2 separate regions of the Homo sapiens genome follow, and region 1 is linked to region 2. Evidence: chromatin loops called from intact Hi-C (ENCODE). Cell type or tissue: CD4-positive, alpha-beta T cell. All regions are shown on one strand.

Region 1 (8,000 bases), 88 kb after region 2:
CAAGATCTCAGTACTTTGTTGCTATAGACTGAATGTTTGTGTCTTCCCTCCCCCAAATTCGTATGTTGAAATCCTAACCCCCAATGTGCTCATAAGAGGAGATAGAGCCTTTGAGAGGCAATTAGGTCATAAGGGTAGAGCTCCCATAAATGGGATTAGTGCCCTTATAAGAAGAGACACAGAAGCTTGCTCTCAATCTCTGCTCTCAGACATACGAGGATATAATGAGAAGACAGCCACCTGCAAACCAGGGAGAGAGCCCTAACCACACACCAGATCTGCCAGCACCTTGTTCTTAGACTTCCCAGCTTCCACAAGCGTGAGAAATAAATGTTTAAGTCATCTAGCCTGTGGTGCATTTGTTACAGCACCTTGAGCTGACCGAGACATTTGTGGAATAAAATATTAATAGGCATTTGTCTGGCATATTAATGCTCACCAGGACCAGCGCAAAAAGCACAGGTTGGGTATAGCAACGAAGAGCTTGGACTTGGGAGCCACACAACTTAAAATCCCAATCTCAGCTCTGACAGTTATTAGCTGGTGACCTCAGCCATATCTGTTGGCCTCCCTGGGGCCCTTTCTCATTTCCTGGCATGATACTGGCAATTACTTCATAAAAGCAAATGCAGAAAACCTGTGAAGCAAAATCACAATGCCTGGAATCTGTAAGATTTTATATATATAACATATTAATGCAATATATGTATATTTAGTAATATACACAAGGAGCTGAGACAATTCTTCTAAATGTTGTTGATTGAAGATTGTCCACCATTCCATATTAGTTGCCTAGGTTCCTTTTAAGTGACAGTGCTAAATGAGAGTAAGATCACTTACAAAGTTATTTTCACTAAATTAATGTGTAGACCTTGTTTGGATCCTGATTTAAACAAATGGTGAATACAAAGACACATATGATACAGTTGGAAAATTTTGAAAATGGTTTCACTGTTAGACATTAAGGAATTATTCTTAATTTTGTTAGGTGTGATAATGGCTTAGTGGTTATGTCAGGAAAAAAGAGTTTTTGGCAGTTAGGAGACTCATAAGGTACATGGATGTGCTTTGGTCAAGGAATAGGCCGAGGTGGACATCCAGGCCAGAGTGACTCAGCGAGTTTAGGGCACAGGTGCATACTCCACTTGTTATATAACCTGTTTGTGTAAGTTCATACTTGGCTCTGAGCCCCTATTGTCTGTAGAAGGTATAACTGCCCTGCAGATGCTGTGCACGGGGCTCAGTTTGGCATGGCACGGCACGGCATGGCACGGCACAGCTTGCGTGCTGCTGCCCAGAGAGAGAGTAATGCTGGGGACCCCTGTAAGGGAGAGCCAGTTGCTTCGAAGGCAGACAGAGGGGGAGCCAGGAACTGGCTTGTGCCCAGAGGGAAAGAGTTAGGCTGCTGACCCTGTGGCTGGCCTTGCAGGCCAGGGAGTGCAGCTGCAAGCATGGGAGTGGCAGGAGCCACAGAGCCAGAGCAGACAGGTGGACAGTGTAAGAGAGCTGCTGATGAGAGAGCTGCTGAATAAAATTACATTTCACCTACTTACAGCCCCCCGAGTGTTCTTTCAGCTATTCGCCCATCCACCCACTTGCCTCAGACCTCAGCTGAGGCTGGAATCTAACCCCAAGCAGGACATTTGGCATAGTCGTGGCCGTGGACCTGACACTGTTGAAATATTAGGTCAGAACACAGAATATTGCCAATAGTTGACCACTTCTGACCTACAAAAACAGCAGTTTCATATGGTTCAATCTATTATTAACAAGTAAAATAATTTGATATCTAGAATTATTTTAAAATATTTCTGTGGGAAAATGGGGTGAAGGGGTGGATAGATGAAATAGGATTGTCAAAATATTGACAATAGTGGGTCTGAGTGATGAGGATGTTGGGATTCATCATGCTCTTCTCTCTCTCTGTTTGTGTTTGCTTGAAACTTTCCATAAGTTTTGTTTGGTATTCCACTGTGTATTATGACTACAAGGTAGTTTTTATGACCATAAGTGAACTTTAATTTAATTTTGTGTAAACACACAAAAAGGAGAGATTGAATTGGGCTGTGTAAATGAACCTAAGGGCAGGTGGAGCTGGTGTCACCAATGATTGATTGACTGCCTTGAACATCTCGAGGACCCCCTCTGTCATTGTCTTTCTCTTCCCTGTTCCTTTTGGAACATTAATTCGCTGATACAAACTTGTCCAAGTAGTGGGGTGTGGACACAGAGAGAGCTGTGCTGGGCTAGCAAGCCCACATCCTTATGTTTTGTGATTAAAAAAGAAAAAGGAACAAGAGGTTCTTATTCTCTGGCAGGAATTTAACAAGTCCCAAGAGCCCTGATTAGCCCCGTTTAGATCAGGCGCCCACTCCTTAGACCAATTAGTGTGGCCTTGGCTGTGAGAGGCTGTAATTGGCCCAGCTTGGGTCACGTGACCACCTCAGTAGCCAGGAGGGCTCTTTGTGCTCTGAAGATTCTGGGATGGAAGAAGGGCTGAGTAGACAGAAACACTAGCCACCCTTATAAGGTTTCTGGTTCTTTGCACTAGCTATTAGATTACAAGCAGTCTGATCACAGATCATGTCTTTTTCCTTACCAGTTAATTATTTGTTTCCCCAGTTTTTATTTCAAAGTTTAAAGACCTGGTTGCAAGGCTTGTTGCAAAACAGAATCAGCATTCCCCCTTTCCTTTCCTTGGAGGTGACTAGTAACTCTCTGAAGTGGTTCTTTTGGTTTTGCTTCCACAAATTGGAGTGACATCTTTCTATTCCTCTATTTGGTTTTTCAGTTACAGGCATTGTCTACCTAGTCCGATCATTGAGATGATTTTGATGTCTTTCACACCCACCCACACTCCTACCCAACATATTCATCCTTTCTATCCCCTCATGTTGCCTGTAAATTATATCAGTAGCATTGATTAGGTCAATATTTAACATTTACACGATCCTGAGTATGTAAACTCTATCTCTAGCCAAGCTACACCTGCACCACTTTGTATTCTCCTTAGAGTTCATAATTTTTTTCCCATGGAAATTTTTTCTTAGCTGGGTAGAGGCCATCTCACTAGCATACATCTTTGTTTTATAGAATTACACATACGTCTGAACTCGAGATTTCACCCCCATGATTTCAGGTTACTCACACCCTCCAAAATTCATTTGTTTTTCATTGTATTTTATAAAATAGTTACAAGTATGGCAGCCATGCGGTTGAAAACAATTTTAGGAGGACCTATAGTTACAGAAATGCATCAAATTTGGTCATTATTTTAAAAATATAGATAGCTACCTCTTCAACAATGTAGAGAAAGCATATAAAACAGCATATAAAATATTTCTGAACTTTTAACTATAGTGTCTTAGGATCAAGAGGTATGTATGCTTATTGCAAAATTTGGTGGTTTCTAAATATTAAAATCAGCCTAATGCTTGCAATGTTGAAATAATGTTCAGGAAAGATATCCTAACAGTGGTTCTCAAAGCATAGTTTAGAACAGCATCAATCTCACTTAGGAACTTGTTAGAAATGCAAATCTCCCTCCCCTTTAATGAGAAAGAGGGAAAGGCGGGGAGCAATCTGTGTTTTAGAAGGCCTCCAGATGATTCTGATGCAGACTGGAGTTTGAAAACCAGTGTCCTAGACAAACATTGTGTAAGTTAGGGATCATGTCCAGCTGTTAGTAATAGAGACTTGAGATGACAGTGGCTTAAAGCACATACCAAGTTTTTCCTTACATAAAAGGAGACTGCAGGTAGGTAGTCTTGGATGATTCAGATGTCATATTTTCACTCTGTCCCTGCCATATAACTCCCATCCTCATGGTTTTAAAATGGTTGCTGAAATTTCAGCTATAACAAACATTCTAGGCACAGGAAAAAGCAAGAGAGATGGGGAGAAGGCAAGCTAGGTAAATTACCTTCCAAGCGCACTCTCAGATGTCCCACCCAGTGACTTAGGCTTTAAACTCATTTGCCCACCACCCCATAGTTGAAAGGGAAGCTGGGAATTAACAGCTGGTCACATTGTTGCTCAGAATATAACCAGGGATGCCAGAAAGAATGGATATTAGAAGGAACTAGCAACTTCTAGATCCTTCCTGGAATGGAGTCAGTCATCAAAGTTAAGCCTTTAAGAACATTATTCTGAAATAGCTCTTTACTACCCATGCATTAAAACACCATCTTTTATCTGCTAGAGGAAAAACTACTTCCTTGTTTTAGGCAAAAGTCTTGGCTTACTTTGAGAATCTGAAGAGCCATTTATCAGAATAAATGAATACAATTTCACATAAGTAGAGGCTGTAGTTGTATACATCAACCAAGCATCCTGCACAGTTTCTGAGAAGTTGATTTATAACAAACATACATGAAAAACAATCAATTAAAAACTCCATTCTCTTCAGGATTATAATTTCTCTCATGGAAATGCATCATAAGGAAGTAATTCAAGGAGAAGCTGTACGAACAACACTGTTCATAGCACTGTTATTTATGACAGCAAAAAAAAAAAGTAGTTTACAATTCAAATGTCCTACAGTAAAGTAGAGGCTGAGTGAATTGTGGTATGACCATTACATAGCCATAAAGACCATGTAGCAACATGGCAGAGTGATTGTAAAAATATTGGCAGTGCGGGCAAATGTCAAAACACGTGTATGTAGATAAGAGCATTCAGAGAACTATAATGCTTTTGTCAGGATGTTAGAATTATGAATATACGTGGTTTCTGTTTAATTTCCTTTATTGTTCTATGAGAAACAACAAAGAACAAAACAAGAAACAAGAAGAACAAAAAAATAAATTTACCCAGGTTCCTGGCCATGATTTTCCCTGAGATTCTTTTCTGGCTGTTTGTCTTATGCATGATTCAACCGAGGGTGCTCCAGGAGGGCGTGCTTTGCTGCTCTGTGGGAAGGTTGTATGTAAGGCCCGATGAAGAGTCTTCCTGTGGCTTTGGTGTGTCCACGTGGGTTAACACCCTGATCATCTGTCTCTGAAGCCGTTTGTTTTGCATCACCAGATTTTTTTTCCAGTACTGAGAACAAATTTACAATCATCTATTCATTCTCTCTTGCCACAGTTTCCTCATAATCAGTTTCATGTAACTAGAAGCCAATTGTCCCAATTTAGGTGTAGATTTGTAGGTGCCAATGGGAACAAAAAAATATGAAACTTATGTAGGAATCAAATCAGTCTTTAATATGATGCTGTGTATAGACCTGCCTCACCACCACTGGCACCAAAAAATAGTCCCCTGTTCCTGAAATTACTGTGAATTTGCACAGTTGTCCAGCTTGGTAAGAGCTAGAATTAACCTTAGGTTGAGTATAGTGTTTATTTTTTTAGGTTGAAGATTCCCCAAATGCCCCAAATTCCTTGAGATGGATTGAGATTTGTGAGTGAAATATGCAAACCCCTGGCATATCTACATACTGGGTAGGCTGGTGACTGTTATGGGTTTAGAAATGGTGAAAGAAAAATGGCCAGGGAGCTTCTCAGCGGGTGGGGGTTGATGATAACAAATACTCAGCTCAGTAGAGCTGGGAGAACAGAGCAGAAGCTCATCAGGAATCCTCCACCAGCAAGGCCTGGGGACACTGGGGGTGTCTGCGTGCTCACAACCAAGGCAGGAGTCCTTCAAAGAAAGGGAAGAATCTTGGCTGGGTGCCTTGGCTTATGCCTGTAATCCCAGCACTTTGGGAGGATCACGAGGTCAGGAGTTTGAGACCAGCCTGGCCAACATAGTGAAACCCTGTCTCTACTAAAAATACAAAAAATTAGTTGGGCATGGTGGCGGGCACCTGTAATCCCAGTTACTTGGGAGGCTGAGGCAGGAGAATTGCTTGATCCCGGGAGGCGGAGGTTGCAGTGAGCCGAGATCGCACCACTGCACTCTAGTCTGGGTGACAGTGCGAGACTCCATCTCAAAAAAAAAAAAAAAAAAAAAAAAGGTAGAAAGGGAAGAATATTGATTTTCCAGGAAGTGAGGGACCTGAGATAAAAAGTTCAACCTACCCTATTGAAAACTACTTCCATAAAGTAATCAAGCAAACAAGAGTATTTATCTTATTAATCTTACAGGAGAAACCAACCTGAAGTAGGAGGAAGACAGGTAAATCCTGGAAGACTCTTTGAGACTTTACCAAATTAAATGGCTTAAGTTCATGTGCCTATATTGTGTATAATACACATGCTGAATTTCTTTTACACTGAAGTGAAATAAACTCTGCTCTTTAAATAAGGGGCAAGTGCCATAAACTGAAAGAATCTTTGTGGGGAATCAGCAAAACCAGAGAAAGGAAAGCTCATAAAGTCCAAGGGTTTGGGTTTTTGGAGCACATTTTATTTTACAATACCAGAGAATCAACATCTAGTAGTAGCATAATACAAAATGAAACACCAATCTATTTAAAACTCATGTAATGGGAACTGTATTTCAAAAATGATAAGAAAACAAAATAGGAGATTTAGAGACCAGTCGATATAAATGTATAAAAAGCCCCCAAAACTCTCATTTCATCATCAGTGCAAACAAAAATCATTTATAATAACATACATATGAATACATTCACTTACACTCACAAAGTGGATTATCATTTTTATTTTCCATGAAATATGTCAAAATATATGCAAGTATATCTTCACATTCTGATGGGCAAGATAAATCTTCAAATTAAAATATGTACATTTCACTTAAATTAACCAAAATATTAAAAATAGCAGCAACACTGGTCTTTAAACACGTCTAATATCCCAAGAGATTGTTCACACAATATAGACTATTTTGGTAGCTCTTTCATTATTAATATTATTTAATATCCACATACAGTTTAGAAACTCTAAGGTTCTGGTCTGATCTCTGAATAACTTAAAGTCTAGATTCAATAAATACAAAGAATAATTATAAAACACAGACTGCAGGACATTATCAAGACCAGGGAGGAAATCATACCCAAAGGTTTTAGGGAAGAATCAGATATGAAGGCGTACAGGAAATCTGTAGGATTTCCAAGGCAAAAAGGTGTGATCTGACAAGCTCCCTGATATGTTAACAGACTGAGTCCAGAGAAATGTGTGAATGTCTCGAAGGCACTTTCTCCGCTTCATCCTTCCATGTTCCCTTTGAATACGGCATTTAAGTGATGAACAACTTTGGAAATTTCCCAATAAACAGGGGATAGAATCATTTCTCACCAGGAGGCAAGACAGTGGATCAGGAGGTTATTTGTTTTTCAGCATTTACGTTTATTCTGATGAGCAAAGGCATAAAAACCAAGATTTCAACAGGATTTCGTGTATTTCATCCTAGATGGTGGGAAAAGTATTTGTAGCCCCATTCTCAATGTGTCACTGTACCAACCTGTAACCCTATTGGCTTAGAAAGAAACCCCAAATGGGGTTACAGGAGTTTCCTCAGATCTGGATTTGGTTACAGAAGTTGCCCCTGTGACTGGGGACTCTCTTTATATTTCAATAGTTTTTCAGAAAAGGTAAATGTTTAAGCCTTTCGATGGGGTTGGACCTTTGCCTATACTACTACAGGTATCACTCTCTGACATTGAAATGTCAATAGTTTGTACCTATTTTCAAACCACTTCATATACTATTTCAATCGATTCTCACAAAAAAAAAAAAAAAAAAAAAAAAACACTTGTGTGGAAGCAAGGATAGGCATCCAAGTGCTCATTTCAAAGATCTGGAAAACTGAGGTTCATAGAGACCAAAGTGACTTACCTGTCCACAGTCGCACACGAGTGAACTGGTATGGATCTTTTGCAGAACTTGGCTCTATACAATGTTTACTTATTTTGAAGAATGGGGCTTGGTAATAGTTATTTCCAAAGAATGAAGTAATTTGAAGGGGGTAAATAAAAAGGGAGAAAAATGAGTTCAAGAGAAGAAAGGGAGCGAGAAGTGGTGTCAGTTGGCAGTTAGTATTATGAACTTTAAAATGAGCAAAGTGCATTTCACATTTAGAACACAGACATTTAAAAA
Region 2 (8,000 bases):
AAATAATCTTGTTCATACCACAGTGAAGAGGACTGACAGCTAATAGCAGAAACAATAATCAGGAGTTTGAGAACAGGCTGGTTAACATGGTGAAATCTCGTCTTTACCAAAAATACAAAAATTAGCTGGGTTTGGTTGCGGGCACCTGTAATCCCAGCTCTACGGAAGTCTGAGGCCAGAGAATTGCTTGAACCCAGGAGGCGCAGGTTGCAGTGAACCGAGATGGCACCATTGCACTCTAGCCTGGGCAACAAGGCAAAACTTTGTCTCAAAAGAAAAAAAAAAGTGTCAAGCCCCTTCTCTTTTTTTCTCCGCCATCGTGGTGTGTACTTGACTGTGCTTCTCACCAGATCTTCTCACAAGACTTTCAGAATTAAGCGATTCATGGCCAAGAAACAAAAGCAAAACCGTTCCATTCCCCAGTGGATTCAGATGAAAACTGGTAATAAAATCAGGTACAACTCCAAAAGGAGACATTGGAGAAGAACTAAGCTGGGTCTATTAGTAATTGCACATGAGATGGCACACATATTTATGTTGTCTGAGCGTCACAATCACATTACCATATCAAGCTGAAAATGTCACCATTATCTGGAGAGTTGGACATGTTTTATTTGGCATACATTTTTTCTCTCTGAATCTGTTATGAATGCATTGGTTGCCTGGGTTCAGTAATAAATATGTGAGACTTTTCATTAAAAAAATTAAAGTTAAATTTCCATGCCATTAATGGAGAAAAGGAGCATTTTAACAAAAACGGTTTCTCCCCACCCCATTTCCATTTGATGCCAATCAAAACATATCACTGGCCATTCAGTAAAAATAATTTAATAAGCCCAAGAACAAAAGCAGCGTGCTTGTACACAGACATATAAATTAAAGAAAATGAAAGAATAAAGAAAACTAAACTCTACTTGTTAGCGTATCCTGGAACGAAATTGTAGTTTTCTAACTGAGAATGTGTCTTTGTCTGTAGAACACAGTTCTGGGTTCAAGTAGCAGGTACTTTTTTTTTTTTTTTTTGAGATGGAGTTTCGTTCTTGTTGCCCAGGCTGGAGTGCAATGGCACGATCTCAGCTCACCGCAATCTCTACCTCCTGGGTTCAAGTGATTCTCCTGCCTCAGCCTCCCAAGCAGGTGGGATTACAGGCATGCGCCACCATGCCTGGCTAGCAAGTACTCTTTTTTAAATAGATGCCTCCTTTTTTGCTGCCCAACACATCAATTGTATCTTCTCCCTCCACTTTCAGCTGTGCAGGTATCTACTTCATTGATTTGCTGCTTGTCAAATGCAGATCTGATCTGCCTGACAAACCCCATCCCTCACAATAGGCTCTGGCATTTGAAGGCTTGGCTGGGACTAGGATCTGTTTCCAAAGTGGCTCACACATATGACTGGCAAGCTAGTGCTGGTTGTTAGCAGGAGGCTGCAATTCCTTACTACAAGGACATTTCCGTAGGGTTTCTTGAGAGTATCATGACATGGCAGCTGGCTTCCCCCCACTGTGAGTGATCCTGGACTCAGGTTTTGATAGAGAGAAAGGAATTCCTGCTACCATAACTTTCCTAGCCTATCCCATCACCTCCACACATTCTTGCCCTTGGGAGGAAGGGGAGTTTCCGGTTGGTAAATTTAGTGGAAGGAATTAAGTGTGGTCAGTTAGCTTCCTTGGGCTTATTTTGGAGCAGGTTAATCCTCAAGAGGCAGACATTCTACTCTCATCTATTTTTTTTTGCCAGACGAAAGGGCCCACTCTTTAGGGGAGTCTTTGACTTGTCCATCTATGCCAGGAACTGAGTGGGCTGGGTTGAAGGTAAGCCCGTGTGGCTGTAGATCTAAAGTCACGACCTCCCGTCGGCATTGCCAGTGACATTTTGAGCTCCACCAATATGATTCGATATCAGTTAGTTCTCAACAGTGGAAGAGCAGATGGGACCTCTTCCAACCTGAAAATTTGATGGAAGGGAATAAAATTAGATTAATTCAGCAAATAATTTGAAGAATGAAATTGTTTCCCACTGGGTAAATCTGAACATCTTCAAGGCTGAGGATATTACTGTGTTCAATTCTTTTCCTTACAGCCTAAGAAGGTACCATCAAGACTTCTTCCAGAGGAGTGTTTGGATAGGGAGAGCACAGGAAATCGGGGGTGGAAGTGTAGAGAGAGAGAGTCATTTTTGTTTATCATCCTTGCCCTTAAGTTTTCTCACGTGCTTTGGTCAAATGTCTAGTGGTGGTACTAATGTGAGAAATATCAACCAGTTAAAATTTTCATGGCAGACTTTTGACTCCAATCTCTACTTCCTGTTGTAACAACAGATCCTCAACAATGACGACGACTACTACTATAATAATAGTACTTACTATTTTTGAGCACCTACCATAAGCCCAACAGCATCCTTTGAACTTTACATACATTGTTTCTGATATAAATATCAGATACCTAAGAGGTAGATATTATTTTCATTTTACAGGTGAGGACAATAAGGCCCAGAGAGATTAAGAAACATGCTGCAGGTCACACAGAGATTGGAACGCCTTTCTGTCTGACTCCAAAGCTGGTGCTCTTTTCATTCTGTCACATCTCAACTTTTCAGGGTGGAGAGGGCAGTTAAAGAAGAGGGTGTTCTTGCTTTTTGAGGCTCCTTGACTTCTCCTAGGAGGGTTTTCCAGATAACCCAGAAACTCAGGGGACATTAAGGCAGAGGATTCAATTCAGAGACCATCTTACCCTTCCAACAGTCCCATCTCTTGCCCCACTTGCTTCCCAGCCGTGAAACTGTTATCACATCTAACTCGGAACTGTGCTAAGAGGCCATCTGTTCAGCCAGGAGGTGCCATTATCTTTTATGGTCCTTTAAAATGGCCGTTGCCTGAGTAATTGAAACTGCATTTGACAATGGAAGATGAGATTCTGTGTCTCTGAGGGACCATATCTACATTGCTATTTTGTCTTCCCATGGCAAAAGGAACTTGAAAGAACTCGAATGTTGAGAGGGAAGAACAGCAATTACCTTAATAGGTGTGGTAGTCAGAATGATGGCTTTCCACAGCTATCCATGTCTTTTTCCCTGGGACCTGGGAATGTGGTTCCTTACATGGCAAAAGGGACTTTGCAGATGTGATTAAATTAAGAGATTTGCATTGGAGGAGATTATTTTGGATTATCTGGTGGGCCCAATATTATCACAAGGGTCCTTAGGAGGGAAGGAAGGAGGCAGGAGAGTCAGAGAAGATGTGACTACAGCCGCAGAGGATTGCTGACTGGGGGTCATAAGCCAAGGAATGCAGGAAGCCTCTAGAAGCTGGAAAAGGCAAGGAAACAGATGTCCCCTAGACCCCTAGAAGTAACACAGCCGTGCTGACACGTTTTAGTCCAGTGAGACCCAGTCAGATTTCTGACTTCTAGAACTGTATGTTAATTTGTATTGCTTTAAGGCACTACATTTGTGGTCACTTGTTACAACGGCAGCAGGAAATGAATACACTAAGATACTCTCTACTCTTCCTCACTTAATTATTTATACAACTGGCCATTAAAAATCCTGGCCAGAACCTTTGTGTCTACTAGGGACCTCGCCATCTAGTCTTTTCTCGCAAAGCAAGAGGCATCGGCATATCACGTCTGGCGTACCATGTTGTTATTGCCTCTTTTCATAATGGCCTTTTGGAGCAAAGAGCTTACACAATACTGTTTCATACTGATAAGTAAAGAAACTTTGACAGATCAATACCATTTCTGTGGAGTCAAACACTAGGGGGCTCTGCATAGCCTGTTACTTACTCTGAGATGTAATAAATACAAATCAGCAATAGTACAATTAGTAGATGGCATATGTCCATTTGTGGCTTGTGCTTCTGGAAAACAAGGCATGGCTATCACCACTAGGCAGCTCCCTGGGTTTCCTGAGTCAGCTATTACCAACGGAACTGCTTCAGTGCTACGGGAAATGAGGTGAAAAAAGTCAATGACTACCAGTCAAGCTCCAAAGGAAATGGCACAGCTAATGTAAGTTCCTCTGAAGCTGACCCGGTATCTGCTGGTTGACAGTTAATGACCCTGGTTGGGACCCCATTAGAGAGTGGGGTAAAGAGCATCTTTGTTTTCAGCTGAACACTTTAGAAACTGCCTTGTGGATTAAAGGCGTCCACTGACTAAATGCCAGCCAGCAGGATAATGATTTAACTAACCCTCCTGCTGAAGCTGGTGGAAACCCAGAGCAGTCATTTCCTGGTAGAAACTCTTACCACAAAACAAATTCAACTGATTTCTGCCTGCTCCTCTCATCCTCTGTGGAGATCAGAAAGAGCAAAACAGTTTGAGCTGGTTAAACCAAAGATGCCTTCCGGAGGGCTTCAATTTGCCAACACCGCAGGAAGCCAGGATGAGCCGGGGTCCAATAAACCCCATGCGGCTTTGGCGCAGAGTGTCAGGTCACTTCCAGATTCTTACACTCCTCTGTGCTCTGGGCTATCTCCTCTATGCACTCTCAGGGGAAAGTTCCCCTCATTAATTAAATGCTGCATTACCCCTTAATGAGTGTTATGCACTGGTCACATTACTGCTAAAGCAGAAATAAGGCATTACTGCCTTAAGCATTGGAAATCATCCCAGTAACTGGCTAACGCTAAGCTTGTCAAGATACCAGAATCTAACATCGAATTAGTCAACCAAATTACCAGAAGGAGATAAAGTGACAGTTTGGCATTTCCATTTTACTGACAGGGTTAGAAATCTATGTCCCTTACAACGTATTCCCTGAGCACCTCTGACGTGCTGGCACACTTAGAAAAAGCTAACTAATCCTATGTTAATGTGTACAGTCAGGACCCGAGACCTAAATCTAGGTAGTGTCTCAGATCATTCACTATTTGGGATTATTTGCATTTCTATTATTTTGTCGCTAGGAAGATGGCAAGATGAACTTAGACAAAATTTAATTCTTGGGTGGGCACTCTGCCAGATGTATCATTTAATCTACAGACTAACTTGGTGTCAGTTTGGGTCTTCCAATAAGCAAATGCTGAGATAGACTCACAGTTATCGGGGAATAACACTAGTGTCTCTATTTCATTTACTTCGGCTCTGATCTTTGTGATTTCTTTTCTACTGGCAAATTTGGGTTTGGTTTGTTCTTGTTTTTCTGGTTCCTTGAGATGCAACATGAAGTTGTTAATTTTTGATCTATTTTTTTTTTGATGCAGGCATTTAATGCTATAAAATTCCCTCTTAGCATTGTTTTTGCTGTACCCCAGAGGTTTTGGTATGTTGTGTTTCTGTTTTAATTCATTTCAAAAAAGTTTTAAATTTACACCTTAATTTATTCATTGACCCAGTGATCGTTCAGGAACATGTTGTTTAATTTCCATGTATTTGAATAGTTTCAAAAATTCCTCTTGTTGTTGATTTCTAGTTTTATTCTGCTGTAGTTTGAGAAGATACTTGATATGATTTTGATTTTTAAAAATTTGTTGAGACTTGTTTTGTGGTCTAAAATATGGTCTGTCTTGGAGAATGTTCCGTGTGCTGATAAGAACATATATTCTACAGTTGGTGTGCAGATTAGTCTATAACATTCTAAGTCTATTTGGTCAAAAGAACAATTAAGTCCTTTTTTTTTTGTTATTTTTCAGTCTCGATGACCTGTCTAGTGCTATGACTGTGGTATTGAAGTCCCCCACTACTGTATTGCTGTCTATCTCTTTCTATGGGTCTGCTAATATTTGTTTTATGACCCTGGGTGCTTTGGTGTTGGGTGCATATATATTTAGGATTGTTATATCCTCTTGCTGAATTCATTCCTTTATCATTATATAATGACCTTCTTTGTGTGTTTTTATTAAATTGTTTTTGATTTAAAGTGTGTGTGTGTGTGTGTGTGTGTGTGTGTGTGTTGTTTTGTTTTGTTTTGAGATAGAGTCTTGCTCCGTCACCCAGGCTGGAGTGTAGTGGTGCAATCTTGGCTCACTGCAACCTCCGCCTTCTAGGTTTAAGTGATTCTCCTGCCTCAGCTTCCCGAGGAGCTGGGATTACAGGTGCCTGCCACCATGCCCAGCTAATTTTTATATGTTTAATAGAGACAGGTTTTCACCAGGCTGGCCAGGCTGGTCTTGAACTCCTGACCTCAAGTGATCCACTTGCCTCGGCCTCCCAAAGTGCTGGGATTACAAGTGTAAGCCACCACACCTGGCCCTAAAGTCTGTTTTTTTTGTTTTTGCTTTTTTTTTTTTTTTTTTTAAACGGAGTCTCGCTCTGTCGCCCAGGCTAGAGTGCAGTGGTGTGATCTCAGCTCACTGCAAGTTCCACCTCCTGGGTTCACACCATTCTTCTGCCTCAGCCTCCCGAGTAGCTGGGACTACAGGCGCCCGCCACCATGCCTGGCTAATTTTTTTTGTACTTTTATTAGAGACGGGGTTTTACTGTGTTAGCCAGGATGGTCTCGATCTCCTGACCTCGTGATCCACCTGCCTCAGCCTCCCAAAGTGCTGGGATTACAGGAGTGAGCCATCGCGCCCAGCTAAAGTCTGTTTTATGTGATGTAAGTATAGCTATTCCTGCTTGCTTTTGGTGTTTTTTGTTTTTTGTTTTTTTTTTTTGACTGAGTCTCGCTCTGTCACCCAGGCTGGAGTGCTCACTGCAACCTCTGTCTCCCAGGTTCAAGCAATTCTCCTGCCTTAGCCTCCTGAGTAGCAGGGATTACAGGCGCATGCCACCACTCCCAGCTAATTTTTGTAATTTAGTAGAGACGGAGTTTCACCATGTTGGTCAGGCTGGTCTCGAACTTCTGACCTCTTGATCCGCCTGCCTCAGCCTCCCAAAGTGCTGGCATTACAGGCGTGAGCCACTGTGCCCAGCCTCTGCTTAGATTTTAAAAAAATCTAAGAGGAAATTTTTCCTAACTCATTCTATGAGGCCAGTACCACTCAAATACCAGAACTAGACAAGGTCATAAGAGAAAAAAAACAAAAAAACTAAAGACCAATATCTCTGGTAAATATAGATGCAAAAATCCCCAACAAAATACTAGCAAACCAAATCCAACAGCACATCAAAAAGATAATATACCATGATCAAGTGGTTTTACACTAGGGAGGCAAGGTTGTTTCAACATATGCACATCAATAAATGTGACTCATCACATAAAGAGAAGGACAAAAACCACACATGATCATCTCAATAGATGCAGAAAAAGCATTTACTGAAATTCCTTCATGATAAAAGCCTTCAAACTAAGCATAGAAGGAACATACCTCAAAATAATAAAGGCTGTGTATGACAGTCCCACAGCCAACATCATACTGAATGGGAAAAAGTTGAATGTGTTCCATCTAAGAGCTGGAACAAGAAAATAATGCCTACTTTCACCATTCCTATATTCAACATACTACTCAAAGCCAGAGAAATTGGGCAAGAGAAAAAAATAAAAGTCATACAAGTTAGAAAAGAGGAAGTCAAATTATTCCTGTTCATTGATGATATGATCTTATTTCTAGAAAACCCCAAAGACTCCACCAAAAAACTCTTAGATTTTATGAATAAATTCAGTAAAGTTTTATGATAAAAAATCAACCTGCAAAAATCAGTAGCATTTCTATATACCAGTAATGATCAAGCTGATAACCAAATCAAGAAGGCAATGCCTTTTACAATAGCTAAAACAAAACAAAACAAACAAAACAAACAACAACAGCAAAAAAAAACCACCCTAGGAATGTATTTAACCAAGGAGGTGAAATACCTCTACAAAAAAACCCAAAAAACACTGAGGAAAGAAATTTTAGATGACACAAACAAATGGAAAAACCTCCCATGTTCATGGATTGGAAGAATTAATATCATTAAAATGAGTATACTGCCCAAAGCAATCTATAGATTCAATGTAATTCCAATCAAAATACTGTCATTCTTCATAAAATTAAAAAAATCCTGATTCATAATGAATAATAAAAAAAAAGAGCCCAAATAGCAAGAGCAATCCTAAGTAAAAAGAACAAAGCT

The links. Peaks named below come from ENCODE experiments on the same cell type or tissue, not always from the same donor. Only the 100,000 strongest peaks of a DNase experiment are listed, where the experiment ranks them.
Region 1: it touches region 2 in a loop (2.2-fold over the local background); 5 of 110 quality-filtered maps call a loop at or near these places.

The regions. Positions count from the first base shown.
Region 1 is chr5:75,019,020-75,027,019 of GRCh38, forward strand. GCNT4 (glucosaminyl (N-acetyl) transferase 4) reads right to left here. Exons shown (of 4, transcript NM_001366737.1): 4 at 6,327-8,000. Among named protein-coding and RNA genes, the nearest start is that of GCNT4, 30 kb to the right of the region's middle. In CD4-positive, alpha-beta T cell, no CTCF peak of the experiment used is centred here; a DNase peak (open chromatin) is centred at 4,942; H3K27ac peaks cover 342 bases.
Region 2 is chr5:74,931,314-74,939,313 of GRCh38, forward strand. It overlaps the pseudogene RPL39P21. Among named protein-coding and RNA genes, the nearest start is that of FAM169A, 69 kb to the left of the region's middle. In CD4-positive, alpha-beta T cell, a CTCF peak has its summit at 3,747 (motif pointing right); a DNase peak (open chromatin) is centred at 3,838; H3K4me3 peaks cover 921 bases; H3K27ac peaks cover 999 bases.